Regions from separate parts of the Homo sapiens genome. Here region 1 is linked to region 2. A link is a loop called in an ENCODE intact Hi-C map of the cell type or tissue named here. Cell type or tissue: IMR-90. All regions are shown on one strand. Links, peaks and the distances in the headings refer to the core of each region. The heading gives the core; the rest is flanking DNA. Region 1 has its middle 100 kb from the start of FOXB1. Region 2 holds the start of LOC105370839 (a long non-coding RNA gene).

Region 1 (5,387 bases), core at 230-5,229, 60 kb after region 2:
CCCACTTTCCTCACCTACTTAATGATGCAGCACTGATAAGTCTTTCAATCAGGAGTCAAATTTGAAAAATGTCAATAAAATATGTTTTTATTCTTTCTTCTCTATCTCAGTATTGTATTTGCCTTTCTACCCATCTCTCTACCCTTCCATTTATCCATCTATTCATGCATCCCTCTATCTACTCACTCATATATTTCATAACAACCAAAGGTCCTGTATAGTTTTCAAACTGCTTTTATTGTGTCTCACCTCAATGTACTGGGTGAAGGAAGAAAAATTCCACATTTATGTAGCCTAGGCCCAATGGACATAAACAGAAAACTTATGTATTTCTACCCATTCTCCCTCTAATGTACCCCTCTCTCCTTTCAAATGCCCCTGATCCTTAGCATATCCAATCCGGTTCTTTTTTCTGTGTAACATAGAATGTTTTTGCATTCTAGTCATGGCCACTGGCAGCTTCATAGCATTTACTACTTTCTCTCTCCACCCAAAATTGTACCCTCAAACCCACTTCTTAGGACTTATGACTTTGCAGTTACTAAAGTCTTTCATGCAATCTTTAGTAAAGAAATTGAGAAAAACTGGAATTCTGTTTTAATGTTGGGGATTCTAATTTCCTCTATCTCAAAACCTGTCCATGATAAGTCTCCCCTTTCCTTCTTTTGTCCCATTTATGGGTAAGAGTGTCATTCATCATGCCAAGGCTAGTTCCTCCCCCTGTGTTTTTGAGCCCTTACCTACTCACTTCTCCTGAGATCTTACCTCCTACCTCTTCTGAGACTTGCCTTTCTTGTATCTTGTATGTCTCCTTCTCTGCTAGCTCCTTTCCTCTGGTCTTCAACACATTCAGGCATCTCGAACTGTAAAATAGTTTAGCTTCTCTGTTGTTTCCTGCCAGGATCCCCATTGCTGCCACACACATTCCCTGTTTCTTCAACTTGCCCACTCTCTTCTCACTCCTTAGCATTTTGCAGTTTGACTCATATCCTCACCACTGTCCTGACTGCTCGTTTACAGATTGTCTGGAACCAAGTGCAATGGCCTTTTCTTGAGCTGTATTATTTTCAACTGTTCTCTGTAGCATTTTAACACAAGGCAAAATTTGACAAAGGAGCTGTTGACAATTGAAGTGGGTTTTTGGTAAAGAATAGCTACTACTTGGAGAAGACTTGGTTTACTTACCTTGATCTTGTCCTAGTCTGATAGGTCAAGAAACTGGAGTCTTCCCATACATCCAGAGATGAAAATACCCTTGTGATATGGTCTGGCTCTGTGTCCTCACCCAAATCTCATCTGAAATTGTAATCCCCATGTGTCAAGTGAGGGATTTAGAGGGAAGTGATTGGATCATGGGGGTGGTCTCCTCCCATGCTGTTCTTGTGATAGTGAGTTCTCACAGGATCTGATGGTTTTATAGGTGGTGTTTTCCACTCCTCTCTCTTGCCTGCCGCCATGTAAGATGTGCCTGTTTCCCATTCCACCATGATTGTAAGTTTCCTGAGGCCTCCCCAGCCATGCAGAACTGCGAGTCAATTAAACCTCTTTCCTTTATAAATTACCCAGTCTCGGGTATTTCTTTATAGCAGCATGAGAATGGACTCATATATCTTGAGTATATGATGACACTCATTGAACTCCCAAGTGGCATTGAGAGCCAAATTTTTAACACAATGGTAGGCAAAATTTCTTTCTTTCCTGGTCTTAAGCAGGAAAAGCATCCAGCAAATCTTGATTATTATCACTATGTGCCTTGTGAGTGTTAGCTGCAATGTGCTACAATGGAATAGAAAGGCTGTGAAATTAACTAGATCCAGACTTGAATTTGACTCCATATCACTTGACTAGTTGTTTAATTTTGGAAACTTGTTTAGCCTCTCTAGCCGTCAGTTTCTGTATCTGTAAAAAATAAGTATATTACCTAATTGGGGGTATTGTTGTAAAATTTATCAATATGTCATAGTAATATCACATAAAATGTACCTAGTGTCATCACCATCATCACCAACAGACATTTGAACACTCAGATGTGCCAGACATAGTAACTGATGAGGTTACAAACTGTGACCAGTGCACTGTCCCTGTGCATATGAAGTCTTCAGTGTTGTGGGGGTGGCAGAGATAAACAGCCAAATGCACCATAGGAATTTGCATGAAGGTATGTCAAAGGTATTGTGCAGCACAGAAGAAGTACTGCTTATCTACTTACGGTTTCCCTCTCATCTTTGTTGGATTGGACCAACTCATGGCATTCTCCACATCTCAGGCTCAATGTCACGCTTTCCCTGACACATTTGGCCATGTGCCCTTGCAGTTACCATTTTGTGGCATTCATCACAGAGGTAATTACTTACTAATGTGTGTTTCAGACTCATAACCTCATGGAGCCAATGACTATTTCTGCCATGTTCCTTGCTGTATCCTCACGCCTAGTGCAGTGCCTGGCACATTGCAGGGGTTTAAGACATATTTGTGTAGTTAAATCAAGAACTATAAGGGGGTTGGCGGGGTTGCATGAGGGAGTAGTTGAGAAAGTGAAAAGACTCTAGGGGTGAGATAATGAGGGGCCTTTTTTGATGAAAAGAGTTTGGACTTCAAATAGCAGAGAATGGTGAACCATTGAAATATTTTATTTTATTTTTATTTTTTTGAGACAGGCTCTGGCTCTGTCATCCAGCTCACCATAGCCTCAACATGCTGGGCTCAAGCAATCCTCCCACATCAGCCTCTGGAGTAGCTGGGGCTACAAGCTCGCACCACCACACCCAGCTAATTTTTAAAAAAGTTTTCGTAGAAATAAGGTCTCACTATGTTGCCCAGGCTGGTCTTGAACTCCTGGGCTCAAGTGATCCTCCCTTGGCCTCCCAAAGTGCTGGGATTACAAGCACAAGCCACTCCGTTAGCCTACTGAGAGATGTTAAACAAGGGATATAATTCGGTTGGAGCTTAGAAAGTTCATTCTGGCAGCAGTGTAGTATATTATGGGGTGTATGTGATGGGGTGGGGGGATGAAAGACATTCAAGAGTTTAGTGAGGAGGCTCTTGCTCAAGACCAGGTGAGAAAACACGAGGACTCAAATAAAAGCAATAGCAGTGGGGATGGAGCAAGCTGTTTGAGAGTCAGAATGAATGTGACTTAGTGAACAAGTAGATGTGAGAAGTAAGGAAGAAGAAGAATTCTAGATTGATTTCCAAGTTTCTACCTTGTATGTGGGATGTTGGAACCCATTGTACTTGAAAGATGAGCTTTGGCATCAGACAGCTAGGATGTGACATCAGGCATCATTCGCCTTAGTTTTTCCATCTGTAATGAAAATTTCAATAGCTCCCTTGGGGGTTGGTGTGGTATGAAATGTTTGTCACTGAGCAGAGACAACACTTCAGTTTGTCCATGTGTTCCCACCTCTGTAATTGAGCCTTGGCTAAAAGAATAAAAATAGATTCAATGGGGAAGACAGAGAACTTGGATTTGCAAACTTTAAGTTTTAGACATCTTTGTGGTACTCACCTTTTGAATACACAATAAAAGATCTTAAAACTAAAACTGAGGCTAACAACATTGTAAACTTCTACAGTTCTTGTAAGAGATTTTTCATATAAGAAGCCATGCATTCTCCCCCAACCCCCCAACCCCCCAACCCCATAGACTTTTGGAACCTATTACAGACCGAACAAGTTGGAACATGTTTGCCTTGTGGACCATTAGAAAGAGCATAGACTTTGGAATCAAATCTGACAGAGGGGGAATGTCTACTTCTGGCTCAGATTTCTCATTAAAGAGTGGAATTGATGGTTGGTGTCACTCAGGATGGTGTGTGATTAAGATACCTCCCAGTGGAAAATCTACGAGTGTGCTTGAATCATATAGTCACTCAGTAAATATACATTTCTTTCCCTCAAAGTTCCAAATCACAACAAAAATATTACTTAAGAAAAATTTTAAAGAGCCACTTAAACTCCAATGGACTGACCTGCAGTCAGTACACCTGCTTTCAGCCAAAGCTCCATTTCCTACAACTATGCTACTTGACAAAAAGTGTTTATAATTATTATACATGTTGGCCAAAGATAATATAAGATATGGAATCAAAGGCCAACTCAGTAACATTTGGGGCAAATTAGAATACTAAAATAAAAATGCGTGTTAGACTTTGAAGTCAACATGAAGAGTTAAGATAAAAAATGTAATTCATTTATTTTTCAGTTATCCAGAAAATAGTTTGTCACGGTTCCTCACAACTCCCAGCACTTTGCATAGTTAAGATTAGAGAGAAAAATCTGTATTGATTTGCTTTGGTACTAGTTTTGTTTGGTGACATCATCTCTAATGTCATCCTTATCACAAGGGTGGACAACTTTGCAGAAGATGTTGCTTTTCTAGCAGGGCAAGAGGAGAATAAGTGTCTTTTAAGAGCCTCCAACCTTTTAATTTATAAAGTTGAGAACTATTACCAATATTTAATCTTTAGCAATCAGTTCCTGTTTTAATCCGCAGTAAAAAAGGGGTTGGCTGTTTGTTCATGAACTTTTTACAAGCTTAAATTCCTATGACAAAAGTCAAATTAAACAATAGATGCTACTCAACGATACAATTTTTTAAAAAGACAAAAATTTAAACATTTTTATAACGAGAACTCTAGTATTTTCACTGACGTCCACTATAAGCAAATATTTTGGAGTATATCACAAATGATTTAGGTTATGGTGAGGATTAGAATTCTTTTCCTTAGTGGAGGAATTCCAGGCAGAATTCGGCATTTCCTCTGTCAAATTAGTCTGACTCCAAAGCCCATGCTCTTTCTAATACATCACAGGTTAAATCTGCTTAAACAAGTTCTCTTCAAAAATGGTTTCAAAAGTCTGCACAAATGTGTGTGTGTCTGTGTAATGGGATGGAAGCCCGCGAAATCAAAATAGTTCTTTTTATGAACAGATGAAATTCAGAAACCTTCAGGAAAAGAAATAGTGTTTTGCAAAATTTAAGCTTTAAAAAACAGATGTAGATTATGATTTCTGTGAAAAGACATTCTTGGTTTGCAATGGGATAAATGGCCTAATTTTCTTGCTCTTGTTAGTAACATGATATTTTGGTTGCCATTCTATGAACTGACATGATCCTGACATAAGAGAATAGATGTGAGTTAATGAAAGATTCTCTGAAACTAAAGCTGGCAATTTTATTACAAGTGATTGATTTAGAGGAGGTATCAGAAATGGATGATATAATTTGACTTTATTTGTGATATTAACAACTACAGTTGAACAACTTTAGTGTAATCAGCAAAGTCAATATATTATTACATCACTATGATCTCACTCCTTCTACATCATTAGAGTTTACTTTCTTTATAATCAGATGACTGCCTTTGGTTGGCCTGGGACTATCC
Region 2 (5,387 bases), core at 64-5,063:
TTTTTTTTTTTTTTTTTTTTTTTTTTTTTTTTTGAGAAGGAGTCTCGGTCTTGTTGCCCAGGCTAGAGTACAATAACGTGATCTTGGCTCACTGCAACCTCCACCTCCCGAGTTCAAGCAATTCTCCTGCCTCAGCCCCCGAAATAGCTGGGATTACAGGTGCTCAGCACCATGCCCGGCTAATTTTTCTGTATTTTTAGTAGAGATGGGGTTTCACCATGATGGCCAGGCTGGTCTCCTGACCTCAAGTGATCCGCCCGCCTCGGCCTCCCAAAGTGCTGGGATTACAGGCATGAACCACCACGCCGTGCCGCAACTAAGCTTTAAACTGTCTAAATATTTTGCATGTTAGACCTCAGGCGTTACAAAGAAGAGATGGGTAAAGAAAACCTACAGAAACTGTATTTGTTCATGAGGGGGTGGAATAGAGAGTGTGTGCACCAGATAGAAATAGTTTGCCCTGACAACCCACAAGAATGGTGGTTAGAAAACAGAGACTTAGAAATAGCATCAATGTAGCTTTTTAAGTGGCGGGTTAAGATCTCCAATCAAGTCCAAATCAATTGTGTGACTATAATAACTATATAATCTCTCAGAGCGATCCTTTGCTCATCTTTAATTATAGGTATAATAAAATACTGCAGTTAGAGAAGTAAATATAATAGCAAAAGTTTCTTACTGTGTACATGCTTTTTATAACTATTTTTTTTAGTACTGCTAATACTGGCTTCCCTGCCTCTTATATTTCAATTTCTGATGATAGTCTTCAAAAAGAGAGCCCTCCAATGGGCGGAATAAAGCCTCTACATGGAAGAATATGGGTCAAATCAATATAATGCATTGTATTCAACACTTATTTGAACAGCCGGATTGAAACCACAGCAGCACCAATAAGTAGCTGTGTGACTCCTAGAAAGTTACTCACCAATACAACGCGTCAGTTTCTCTGTCAACCAACAGTACCTATTTCAGGGTTGTTGTGAGAATCAAATAAGGTAGTTACCTGCAAAGCTCTTAGAAGAGCACTGCGAAGTTATTATCTCAGCATAACAGGTCTCCAAGTCTCCTGGGAAGCTGCACAGGTTCCATGGTGATAGGATGAGAACACACGCGTTTCTGTCTTCTTAGGAGGTGCTACTGTTCTTCCCAGGGGCGGGGTCCACTCCTTTCTTAGGGGCGCCATATTGGCATTATCAAAATGGTTGTGTTGGTCCATTTCTGGGAGGATGCTCATGTGCTCTATCTTCTTTATGAGCAGGCTGTTCTTCTCTCAGGACAGTGACTATCGTGGACTAGCTGCCTGAGTTACAACACTGTTCACGATTTTGCCATTAACAAGAAATTCTAAACCTCTATATCTCAGGGGGTCACGTCTCCTTCGGTGGGAAACGAGCAAGATTCATTTCCTTTCCCCATTACCAAATGGGGAAATTTCTGATGGAAAGTAAGTGAACGAATTAAAATGTGGTAGAATTAAGATCAGATATTAAGATTATTCTGGGTTTTTTTTTTTTGTTTGTTTGTTTGGTTGGTTTTTTTTTTGTTTTTTGAGACGGAGTCTCGCTGTGTCACCCAGGCTGGAGTGCAGTGGCGCCATCTTGACTTATTGCAAGCTCCGCCTCCCGGGTTCACGCCATTCTCCTGCCTCAGCCTCCCGAGTAGCTGGGGCTACAGGTGCCCGCCACCACACCTGGCTAATTTTTTGTATTTTTAGTAGAGACGGGGTTTCACCGTGTTAGCCAGGATGGTCTCGATCTCCTGAGCTCGTGATCCACCTGCCTCAGCCTCCAAAAGTGCTGGGATTACAGGCTTGAGCCACCGCACTCAGCCAGATATTAAGATTTTCTAGGCAGGGGATTGAATTAAATAATACCCCAAAACTCCTTTCCTTAGGCCCTTGAAGTGATTACTTTTCATATTAGGACAATTACCAGCCTACAATCTCCCGATTGAGATGTACATGGAAGACAGCGCATGGCTTAAATGCTATACCAAGAAATAGAGGTGCATCTTTCACAAACCTTGGTGTGAAAGCTTGGATTAACAAAAGAGAATACTACTTACAACCGCTGGTTTAAAAACATCACAGTAAGGTTTTCAGAGTCTTTTACAGGTTATTATAGGTTATTGCTCTCCTTTTACAGACAAGGAAATAGAATTCACCATAAAGTCTGATTTTTTTGAATCTAATACAGTGTGTCTCTTGGGATGTCTAAAATATGATTGTGCTTACCAAAATCCTATTTTCCCCTACATGTTCAGGAAGATACTTATGATACAAAGAAAAGTACAGAAAGAAAATGCAAAATTGTGGTATATGTTATGTTTACATTCAATACATAATTTTTGATACAAAATTTTATAATGTAGCCATTATATGAATTATAAGACAAATGAAGGATTCAATTAAAAATATTAGTTTATTGAGGACCATTGGGAGTGTGGACAGTTCGTGGGTCACAGTTCTACATTTGTTGTTGAACGTTCTACTTTGGATCCCGTGAGTCTGCATCAGTGCTCATATGTATCACCTCAAAAGTCTAAAATTTGAGGCTTTCATGGATAGAGGCTCTGACACCACGGTCCCCAGCTCTGCCTGTGATAGGCAGGTGCTTGGCACAAAAGCACAACCTCAGGTTGGTTGAAAAGGCACACATCCTAATTTACTCAGTTCCCATCCTCACCTTCTTTGTTCTTCTCACTGACATTTTGGCAAAGTGGCATTTTTCTTCCTTTTCCCCCTTCCTTGCTTCCACTACTGCAAAAGCCAACTGCAGCTCCTTTGGCCAGGGCAGCATGCCTAGCATGTGGGCCAGGACCCCGGCTGGTCTGCAGGCTGTTACCCATCTGATGTGAGGTAAAAATAGACATCGAGAATAAGCCCTGAGAACATTTTAGAAAAATTTGACATGGCTGCAATTGTCAAGCACAATTATTGGAATGTAATTTTGTGTCTGTTGAATTGATTTTTTAAAATTGGGCTTGGTTTTTTGTACTCTTTTTGCATTTCCTTTTTCTGGCAATTTATTATTTATTTATTTATTTTACAAAGATATTGGTCTGTGATTGATAGGAAATAAAGAAAATGGGCCCTCATCACAAATAATTAGACAATTTGGGGAACACCCACATGGAGTGTAAGTGTGCAGATTTTAGAGCCATAGTACTCAGATATGTGGCCTGGTTATCTGTAGGACTGAATGGCTTTGGGGAGCTTTATCCTCTTCTGCCTTCATTTATCTGTAAAGTTGGGGTGGTGGTAATTGTGCCTACTGCACTGGGTTGTGAGGAATCCAGAGGTTAATACCTGCAGGACTGGTAGAAAAGTACCTCTTACGGAGTGAGGCTCCATATATTTTCAATATTGTCACTTGCACTTCCAGACACTCACTTGTATCTTTGCATAAGCTGGGGCTGCACTATGACTTTTTAAAATATAAATGTTTAATTGTAGGAGGAAAATGGACTTTTATCCATGACAGCAAAAGACATCTAAGATATGTTTTTTCAACTTACATTGGGAATTATATTTTTTACTTTGTTTTTTATGTGTACATAGTAGGCGTATGTATTTATGGGGTATGTAAGATATTTTGTTACAGGCATACAATGCATAATCATATCAGGGTAAGTGGGGTATCCGTCACCTCAAGCATTTATCATTTATTGTGTTATAAACATTCTAATTATACTTTTGGTTACTTTAACATGTACGATAAGTTATTGTTGACTGTAATCACCCTGTTGTGCTATCAAATGCTAGATCTTATTCCTTCTATCTAACTATGTTTTTATATCCATTAACCATCCTCACCTTCTCCCTTCGCCCAACTATCCTTCCTAGCGTCTGGTAATCATCATTCTACTATTTCCATGAGTTTAATTGCTTTAATTTTTAGTTCCCACAAATGAGTGAGAACATGTGAAGTTTATCTTTCTGTGTCTGGCTTATTTCACTTAACATAATGTCCTCCAGTTCTATCCATGTTGTTGCAAATGATGGGATCTCATTCTTTTTTATGGCTGAATAGTATTCCATTGTGTATGTGTACCACATTTTCTTTATTCATTCATCTGTTGATGGACACTTAGGTTGCTTCCAAATCTTGGCTGCTGTGAATAATGCTGCAGTAAGCATGGGAGTGCAGATGCATTACGATTGTTGAGGGCCCTAGGCACTTTTGCCTTCATGGATCTCTTCATCTATTAAAAAAGGACTATACATTTTTTTTATGACTGTGTTGGTATAAAGATGAGGCTAGATTCATTATTATATATTCATTTTTTTCTGACTTTAAAATAAATCAGAACTACAATATTTCTATGGTCTCCTAAGAGAATCATGGCCCCTGGGCATGGCACTTACTGGTGGAGGCTCAGGCAAGTTGCAACCTGTTGGGTAAGTTGGCCCCAGGTGTAAGCCTATCCTTCCCTTGCTGAAATGCTCTTCTCCCAAACATCTTCTCTCAGCATCATTCCTCTGCCTCTTGAGTGTCTCCTCTTCTTTGAGACTCCACCCAATCTGTTTTGTGGGTCTGGGGGTATTATGATTGCCTCCCAGGATAGACTCTGAGTTCTTCAAATTCAAGAAACACCCCTGTCTCCTCAGTGCTAAGTGCATTATAGTTGAATCAATTACTAGTTACTCACTTTGGCTGGGTAAATGTATCATGGTGTGGGGAACAGTGTGGATGGAGCCTCAGGACATCTTGAAAGGAGGTTTATTCAGAACGTGGGAGAAGTTTAAAGGCAGTCTTTTTATTCACATTCTTGCTGGCATCGGAACACTGGTGGACTTCAAAACAGAAAGAATAGGCTAAGATAAGTTGGCGGTCAAGTAGTGAGAGCTTTACAAGACAGTTGCCTGAGCAGTGGGAACTCCCAACTGATTAACATTACCGGGAGCTTAACTCATACATCACACTGAGAACAGACCCCTAAAAGCTGATCTGCTGCCTCATTAGAAGCCAATCAAATGCCTTCAGTGTTGAGTAATATGTTTGGCTGGGCTGGCTCCAGGGATCAAAACAGCAAGGAGGTCTTATGTTAATTTTAGATGTTGTGGCAAGGATGGTACTGAGAGTTGCCCTGGCAATAAGGATGTTGTGGCTCAACCCCAGGGTAAAAATCTCTGCAAGAGGATGGTCAGATCTCATGAGATTTCCTGCTACAGCATCTTCTCCATCAGGCGAAACATGCTTTATTTCACAGCATTGTCCAGTTTCACCAGCCGTTGACTAGTAGAGGTTCTCAAATTTCAGGGGCATAAGAAGCACTCGGTAATCCTGATGAGCATGCAGGCCTTGGGCCCAGTCCCAGAGCTTCTGAGTCGGTGGTCTGGGAGGGAGCCCGGAACCCATGGGTTTAACAAGCAGCAAGATAAATAA

Evidence for each region. A loop is a pair of places that touch in the nucleus more often than their neighbours do. Peaks named below come from ENCODE experiments on the same cell type or tissue, not always from the same donor. Only the 100,000 strongest peaks of a DNase experiment are listed, where the experiment ranks them.
Region 1: it touches region 2 in a loop (3-fold over the local background); 2 of 110 quality-filtered maps call a loop at or near these places.

The regions. Positions count from the first base shown.
Region 1 is chr15:60,102,817-60,108,203 of GRCh38, reverse strand. No RefSeq gene overlaps it. Among named protein-coding and RNA genes, the nearest start is that of FOXB1, 100 kb to the right of the region's middle. In IMR-90, for the core only: no CTCF peak of the experiment used is centred there; no DNase peak of the experiment used is centred there; H3K27me3 peaks cover 155 bases.
Region 2 is chr15:60,162,690-60,168,076 of GRCh38, reverse strand. LOC105370839 (a long non-coding RNA gene) reads right to left here and starts at 1,180. Exons shown (of 5, transcript XR_932310.3): 1 at 1,004-1,180. In IMR-90, for the core only: no CTCF peak of the experiment used is centred there; no DNase peak of the experiment used is centred there; H3K27me3 peaks cover 82 bases.